Linked DNA regions of Homo sapiens: region 2 is linked to region 1. The links are chromatin contacts, found by Hi-C or POLR2A ChIA-PET in ENCODE. All regions are on one chromosome and are shown on one strand. The core of a region is the stretch at or near the end of the contact, and the rest is flanking DNA. Distances in the headings are between cores, read along the strand shown.

Region 1 (4,134 bases), core at 655-3,154:
TGTGGAATTGGAGTGTCTGGCACAGCAGGCCTGGGTGCTGGCTACCCAGGTGCCAGTCCGCCAGGTGCCACCTCTCTCCAGGGTCCCTCCTCCCTCTCCCCCATTTTTTGCTCCCCATTTGGCTTGAAGGTGAACAGGGAAATGTTTTTCTCTATATCTCTTTAAGAATCTTTGTAAATCTCTGTGGAAATTAATTTTGCCCCTCAACTCTGGGCAATGAATAATGTTCACACGATGATTTATCTTTTGCCCTGATTTTTCCCACCCTAATCCCACTTGATACTTTAGTTTACCTTCCCTTCAGAAATGGGAGCTCCTTGGAAGCAGGTACCAAACGTTATCTTGCATTCTGTTTTGGTTTTGTTTCTCTGATTCTTTAAAATTCCCCACATGGTTTTCTCATCCATTCTATTCAGTAACATTTGAGTGTTGCCTTTTGTTTAACAATGGCTAACATCAATTGAACATTTACTAAATGTTAAGCACTTTACATGAATTTCTTTCATGTAAAAAAATTTTAAAGTTTTAAAATTAGAGACAGGGATTGGGTGGGGTGAGAGTGGATCTCTCTGTGTTGCCCAGGCTGGTCTCCAACTCCTGACCTCAAGCAATCCTCGCTCCCCGTCCTCACGTAGTGGTGGGATTACAGGAATTAGCCATTCCACCTGGCCGGATTTCCTCATTTAATCCTTATAACCGAGCTGTGAAGTAAATATTATTATTTGCATCATTTTACACATCGGGAAACCGAGGCTCAAATAGGTTAAATAAATTTATCCAAGGAGACACATCTAGTCAGGGCAGTAAGGAATTAAATCTAGAAAGTCCTAATCTAGAGTTTATAACCTTTGTACAATATTGTGTACCTAGGATGTTTTGCTACTGTGTATCTACTGTTTTAAATCTCCAGCGAGTTTATGCTGGGTCTAGGAGAGAAAGGGAGGCCCTGCTAAACATTTCATGTGCTTCTTCTCTCAGCAGTAACGTTCTCAAAGCGGCTAATCAAGAGCTAGAATCGATCAATAGATAGATATCAGGCTGGAGGGTAGCAGTCTGGTCTGAAAGCCGGTCCGCTAGCATTCATAATCTCAGCGTTCAACCTGGGCGTGCCTCTCATCTCTCCCGTTAACACTCCCTGCTGTGCTGCTGATTTTTGGCAGTAATCCCAGCACTTTAGGAGGCCGAGGTGGAAGGATCACTTGAAGGCAGGAGTTCGTGATCAGAGTGGGAAACAAAGTGAGACCACCCCCCCCCCCCCCCACTCCGCTGTCTGTATAAAATTTTTTAATAAAAAATTAGCCGGGCGTGGTGGCGTGCGCCTGTAGTCTCAGCTACTCGGCAGGCTGAGGCAAGACGATCGCTTGAACCCGGGAGACTGAGGTTGCAGTGAGCTATGATTGCACCACTCCACTCCAGCCTGGGCGACAGAGTGAGACCCGAGGGGATGACAAGGGGGCTGTGCTCCTTTGTGAAATCCCGTTGTCCCAGGGCAGGAGGGGCCGCACTTCACACAGGGAGAATCTATGCTCAAGAGCGCAGAACTAGTTCGTCTCGGTCCATCGTCACTGGTTTTATCCCATTAAAAATAGTAATTTGCTTTCTCCTAAAAGCGTATAAACACAAAACCAGCCCCTGACTGCGAGACACCAAGCTTGTTTAGGTCTAAGCCCGCAGAGAACCCCCGATCCCAGAATTAGCTGGCGGGCCCGGGAGGAAGTGTTCCCGCCCTCTGTCCCGCCCCGCGGCCCCAGCCACTTCTCGGCCCGCCCTCAGGTTTACTCTCCGCCCTTCAAAGGCGGCAGCCAATCGGGGAGCCGCGTCCCCGCCGCGCGCGCGCTGCTCCTCCTTCTTGCGGGCCGCGCCCTGCCGGCAGTGACGTGCCCCGCCCTGCAGCCGCGGGATTCAAACTCCCGGAAGCGGCATCCACACCTGATGGTGTGACTCGGCCGACGCGAGCGCCGCGCTTCGCTTCAGCTGCTAGCTGGCCCAAGGGAGGCGACCGCGGAGGGTGGCGAGGGGCGGCCAGGACCCGCAGCCCCGGGGCCGGGCCGGTCCGGACCGCCAGGGAGGGCAGGTCAGTGGGCAGATCGCGTCCGCGGGATTCAATCTCTGCCCGCTCTGATAACAGTCCTTTTCCCTGGCGCTCACTTCGTGCCTGGCACCCGGCTGGGCGCCTCAAGACCGTTGTCTCTTCGATCGCTTCTTTGGACTTGGCGGTGGGTATCATCTCCTTACAGATAGGCGCAGAGAGGCCAAGTGACTTGCCCAAGGTCTTTTGTTAGGACGGCTTTTTCCGATTGGCAGGCACTTTCGTTGTGTGTTCCTCAAACATCTTTATTTTAGAAGTGAGAAAACTTGTGCCTTTTTTTGCAGTTTCTCTTTTCCTGTCTGTCTCCTCAAGTGAGATTTTATGTGGGAATTTTTAAAGATTGGCGTCGCCTTGTAGAAGATGCGGCTTGTAATTGAGGCCTTGTACCATTTACTGGATGGAAGCGCTTGTTTGGTCACCTGTCCAGCATGACTTAGGTCACTTCAGCTAATCAACCAATCATTTCTTTTCTTTTTTCTTTTTTTTTGAGATGGAGTCTCGCTCTGTCACCAAGGCTGGAGTGCAATGGCACGATCTTGGCTCACTGCAACCTCTGCCTCCTGGGTTCAAGCGATTCTCCTTCCTCAGCCTCCTGAATAGCTGGGACTACAGGCGTGCGCCACCACGCCCGGTTAATTTTTGTATTTTTAGTAGAGACAGGGTTTCGCCATGTTGGGCAGGCTGGTCTCGAACTCCTGACCTCAGATGATCCACCTGCCTCGGCCTTCCAGAGTGCTGGGATTACAGGCGTGAGCCACCGCGCCCGGCCCCAATCAACCAATCATATCTGAGGGCTTGCTGTTAGGCTCTGTGGGTAACAACAACAACAACAAAAATCAAAGTGCAGTCCTTGAAAAAATAGTTGAACAATTGAAAAAATAAAAGGTTAGCAGGAAGTGTAATTGGGTACTAGATTGTGTAGGGGTGGGGGTGGGGCAGCTATATCGTTTGTTAAGAGTTCACAGAGGGAAGGCATGCTGAGGAAGGTTTGAACTGGGGGAACCCTGTGGATGACTGGAATAGGAAATACAGGGAAAGGTGGCCGGGCGCGGTGGTTCACGCCTGTAATCCCAGCACTTTGGGAGGCCGAGGCGGGCAGATCACTTGAGGTCAGGAGTTCGAGACTAGCCTGACCAATATGGTGAAACCTCATCTCTACTAATAGATAAAAAAAAATTAGCCAGGCGTGGTGACGCGCACCTGTAGTCCCAGCTACTCAGGAGGCTGAGGCAGGAGAATCCCTTGAACCCGGGAGGCGGAGGTTGCAGTGATCTGAGATAGTGCCACTGCACTCCAGCCTGGGCGACAGAGCGAGACTCTGCCGCCCCTAACGCCCCGCCCCCGCCAAAAAAAAAAAGAAAGAAACAGAAACAGAAAAAAGAAAATACAGGGAAAGGAGGTTGGTGGGACTAGGTGGTGGGGGAGATCCAAACCGTCTGGGCCAGAGGCTAGAAACTAGTAGTCATTCATTCACTGCCAGAGTTTCTGTGCAAAGGTTAGGAAGCAGATGTTTGGGGGTTCTTTCACGTTCTGCAGATCTATATTTCCATCATTTTGTGTCTCAATGACTTGGTAGTAGTTTTCTGTCCTACGACCCACGATATCAAGTCAACAGTGTGTTATCAACAGAAACACATAGGAAAGAACTTCCTGTGGCAGCAGGTGACTGAGAGACGCCATAACCTTGCATTTCTTTAACTGATGGATGAGCTACTGCAATCTTTCACCTTATAATGGCAAAAATCCAGGACTAACCTTTTGATAGATGATTTCTTCTACTCAATCTCCACAGTTCTAATATGTTTAGACGTTCTGATTTCACACAGGACAATCTTAAAAGTCACTTCACTACCATTCTAAGGAGGTCTCTCCTGTTTTTACTGATATCATTTATCCCTGTACTTCTCTTGTGTAATATTTATTACAGTTTGAGGATTCATGAACCCTTGTTTGTTTCCTTGTTATTGCCTGCCTTTACTACACTGAAAGCCCCATAACATTAGGGAACATGTCTTTTTTTTTTTTTTAAACCAGTTTACACCCAG
Region 2 (4,324 bases), core at 398-2,897, 810 kb before region 1:
GAATGATAGTGTAGTACACTTCTGAGTTTGTCTGGGCTTGTAGCTCTTGTCTGTCATTAGATTCTGAAAGATACCTATTAACAATACCCTAAAAAGATCAGGAGCCTTTAGGCCAAGTCTCAAACGTTTCAGATGAGAAAAACTCAGGGATGGTGACTTGACGGAAGTTGCATTAACTAACAACGCTCACATGCTATTCTCCGGACTTGGAATGTCCAAGCACCCTGGGCTTGCTGACACCCACTCACTTTTCAAACATCAATTCTTGGGAAGCTTTTCCCTTCCTTAATGTCCCCCAGATAGGTGATGTCCCCTTGTTACAGGTTTTAGACCATTATGTACATCTCCTTCCTAGCACATACATATATTAAAATTTGTTTCCTGTCTCCATGAGGAGAGGGACTACATCTGTCCTTTTCACTGCTGGCACACAGTAGTTGCTCAACAAAAATGTGCGAAGTGAAACTCGAACAGGCGGTCAGGCTCACAGTCCACGCCTCTTCCTACTGTGGTCCCGCTGTGTTTGGACAAATAGTTCCAAATTATAAACTTTAAAACCTGAGAAGTCTCAATAGAAAAAGCAGGGAAGTCTTTCCATTTCCATGATTAATGGAGGACCTTAGCAGAAACGGCTCACCGCGAGGTGTGACGACCGCAGGAGGGCGTCAATCAAGAAAATGCCCCCTTGCCCCGGAGGCGAGTGGAGCCGCACAGAGCCGAGGCCATACGGGCCAGCAGTACGGACTGCTTCAATAGAAAACACGTGCAAAACCAGAGAGCCAGACTGCGCACAGCTGCGACCCTCAAGAGCCAGCAGAAAAGACACGGAGCGGCCCCCACTGGATTGAAGACTGCACAGCCTCTGCCCGGCGCTGTAGGACCCGGGCCTCCCCTTGATTGCTGCTCGCAGCGGCTTCTGCCAGCATCCTCGCGGAAGTGGCTTGAGTCCGAGGCCTCCAAATGAAACCAGGTGGAGCGGCCAAGAGTCCGCAGCACCTGAACTCCAGCCATCCGAATCCCGCCGGGCCGCAGCTAAGGGCCGCCGAGCAGCCCTAGGAACCCAGGGCACTGTCCCGCTCTGAGCTCGGGAAACGGCCGGTGTGACAGCCAGCGCCACTGTTAATCCAGGGAGCGCACCCACCGAGGAGGCGTCTTAGGCCAGCGGCCTCTGCTCCCGCCGAGTCCCGCTGCTCCCCGCCTGGAAACAGCTGCTGCCACCCCGGGCCCAGGCCTGGACGGCGCCCCCGAATTTCGGCAGAGGTGCCTCGGGGCCGCGGACAGGGCCGCTGGAGCCCGCACTCCAGAAGGCGGTCTTCCTCGCGCCTCCCCCGACGGACGCGGCCCAGGGCTTCCCTCGAGGGCGTCCTCGGCCGGGGTGCCTGGAGTCCCCAGGGGCGACAGCCGCGGCGGGGCACCAGGGCGCCAGTTCCCCGGAGCCTGGTAGCAAGCGCGTCCCGGGGGCGGGGAGCTTGGCCGGCGGGGCGGGCCGGGGTGGGGGCGGGCGGCTGCTCTTGGGGCCCCGCGCCATTGGCCGCAGGGCCCGGCGGCAGGAAGGGGCCAGCGAGCGCGGCCCCACCCCGCGGCCGGCGGAGCCTATCGCCGGGAGCGCGGAGCGCGGATAAATGTAGCGCCGCGGCGCGGGCCAGCAGCTCTGCGAGGGGCCGGAGCGCGGCGGAGCCATGCAGTACCCGCACCCCGGGCCGGCGGCGGGCGCCGTGGGGGTGCCGCTGTACGCGCCCACGCCGCTGCTGCAACCCGCACACCCGACGCCCTTTTACATCGAGGACATCCTGGGCCGCGGGCCCGCCGCGCCCACGCCCGCCCCCACGCTGCCGTCCCCCAACTCCTCCTTCACCAGCCTCGTGTCCCCCTACCGGACCCCGGTGTACGAGCCCACGCCGATCCATCCAGCCTTCTCGCACCACTCCGCCGCCGCGCTGGCCGCTGCCTACGGACCCGGCGGCTTCGGGGGCCCTCTGTACCCCTTCCCGCGGACGGTGAACGACTACACGCACGCCCTGCTCCGCCACGACCCCCTGGGTAAGGCGGCCGGGCGAGGGTGGGGGCGAGGAAGCGCCACCCGGCAGGTGGCAGCGCCCGGGAGGCCGAGGGGGCGAAGGGGGCAGGCGGTAGACGGCTGTGGCAAAAGCGATGGAAAAGCAGCTGTCGGGCACGCGCGGGGACGGGAGGCGCGCGGCCGGGGCTGACCGCACCGTGACTCAGATTGGTTTTCCTGCACCTTGCAGGCGTCGGGGCGCGCGGGCCGGCGGTAGACCTCGCGGCGAGGGCAGCCGTGGACCGCGCGTGTTACCCGGGGTGGGGCTCCCTTAGCGGGAGGGACGGGGAAAGGGGCGTCGAGGCGCCCCTGGCCGGCCCCCGTGGGGCAGGGATCGCAGCCGGGCCCGGGTGGCTACGGGGCTGGACCTGGTTCAACAGGCTTGTGCAGTGAAAGAGCCTGACCCTTTCCGTTCATACAGGAAATCTTGAGTTCTCGATAGGAGTAAATCTGGTTTCAGAAGCTGTTAAGTGTTTTCCTGGCTGCATGAAGCAGACCCTTCCCCCGGAGTAGTGCACGCTGCTGATTATTTTATCGACATCCTCAATACAGACAAATTCAGGAAACACTCGACTTCTGATAGCCGGGATCCGTTTTTCTGATATTGTTCATTTCCTCTGTGTGGGATGTGACTTTATGGCAGCTAAAATAACCAGTTGCTTCCTATTTTTTTTCGAGGCTGTTTTGCACCAGTCTGAAGCCTGACGCAAGCAAAATCTCGAAAAAACAATGCTAGCTTTCAAAGCGTTGAGGTGCAGGCCTGCAGACGGACGGACGGACCGACCGACACTACTTTGGGAGTAGGAAGCAGCAGCTCCTGGTCGCCAGTTAGGAAGGGAAGCAGGGACACATAGGGCATATATTCCAGAACTTCGGGGCTTGTCCCCTCAATGTGCGGCCTAACAAATAAGCCGCCCGTGGTCCGCGCTGTGGGTGACCCTTGGCGCCTTCGAGGTCTGGAGCCCTAGGGTAAATAAGGAAACGGGGCGCCTCTAGAGTTTTAAATGAACTCTGTTATTGGAAGCTTCAGTAGGGACCCTGAAAACAATTAACGTCTTAATTAGCATTTTAATGTCTCCATTATTACGGCGCGGGCTCTAGCTCAGCCCTTTACCTTACCTTCTCACCGTTAACAGGGGAGGGGGATTGTATTTTTAGTTCATCTTTTTATGTTTTTGAGTTGTTATCCTGTCTGTCTGATTCCAGCCTCGAGGGTTTGATGATGCGGCCCGAGCCTGGCTGTGGTCGCCTGTCGGGGCTGGAGCGGGACCCTCAGCCGGGCCGGGCCTGGGGGCTAACGTTTTCACAGTGCGCCCTGAGTTTCCTTGGGTTACTGCTGGGACCGCGCAGGAGGAAGCAAAGAGTTTTTCGAGCTAGACCAACAGGAAACACATTGACGGAAATGTTGCCATAGCCCATGGGGTGGCTTTAACTGGCCGCCCCCGCGGGCTGGGTGTGAAATCAGAGGAGGCCGCGGCTCCCCCGGCCAGGATTGGAGGCTCCTCGCGCAACCTAATGCGGGTGTCCGGGCCCGAGCGCTTCCCGCGCAGCCAGGCCTTGTCGGTGCAGCAGCCCCGCTCCTCCCCAACACGCACACACCCGGTGTTCGCAAGTGCGGCTCACCAAGGGAGATCCAAGGGGGCAAAAAGTTATGTATAAATCCGAGAGCCACTGGGGAAAGAGGGTCGTGGTATTGTAAGCCCAGCCGGTAGTGCCCATTCTTTTTGGGGTTAAAGGTATGTCTGGATTTAGTTCTAGGTGTGACGGCTGTGTGTCTGTCTGTGTGTGTACAAGGCTGTGTGCATCTGCGGTGTCAGTGTGTGACTTTGGGTATGTTTGTGTGTCGGTGGGAACGTGTTAGGTCCACGTGCCGGTGGGTGTATGTGAATGTGTCTGGTTGGGTGGCCTCCTGGCCTACCTTTGTCATCCCTGGGGCCCGACAGCTCTGGGGTCTGGCCAGGCCGCTCCAGGGCAGTGGGTGAGCGCCGCTCTTCCCGCTCGCAGGCAAACCTCTACTCTGGAGCCCCTTCTTGCAGAGGCCTCTGCATAAAAGGAAAGGCGGCCAGGTGAGATTCTCCAACGACCAGACCATCGAGCTGGAGAAGAAATTCGAGACGCAGAAATATCTCTCTCCGCCCGAGAGGAAGCGTCTGGCCAAGATGCTGCAGCTCAGCGAGAGACAGGTGAGCTCGCGGGGGGCCTGGGGCCGCCTCCGGGGAAGGGAAGGCTTCTGGGGTAGGGGTCGCCGGGCCACCGAGAGAGAGGCGA

Evidence for each region. Hi-C counts contacts between places; a loop is a spot of excess contacts on that map. ChIA-PET counts read pairs that join two places held with the same protein, here RNA polymerase II (POLR2A). Pooled maps may share reads with other maps.
Region 2: a map of B cell shows a loop between it and region 1 (33-fold over the local background). The contact joins the promoter of HHEX here to the promoter of CEP55 in region 1. A Hi-C loop is called at or near these places in 1 of 168 maps with a recorded cell type or tissue (B cell) and 8 of 50 pooled maps. POLR2A ChIA-PET finds 5 or more read pairs at or near these places in 3 of 52 experiments (AG04449, HEK293T and activated CD4-positive, alpha-beta T cell).

Annotation. Positions count from the first base shown.
Region 1 is chr10:93,494,708-93,498,841 of GRCh38, forward strand. CEP55 (centrosomal protein 55) reads left to right here and starts at 1,905. Exons shown (of 9, transcript NM_018131.5): 1 at 1,905-2,216. RefSeq lists a silencer at 1,724-2,233.
Region 2 is chr10:92,688,308-92,692,631 of GRCh38, forward strand. It overlaps HHEX (hematopoietically expressed homeobox), which reads left to right and starts at 1,648. Exons shown (of 4, transcript NM_002729.5): 1 at 1,648-2,040; 2 at 4,061-4,239. The coding sequence starts at 1,680. RefSeq lists silencers at 1,139-1,378, 1,449-1,768, 2,189-2,268, 2,279-2,428 and an enhancer at 2,959-3,766.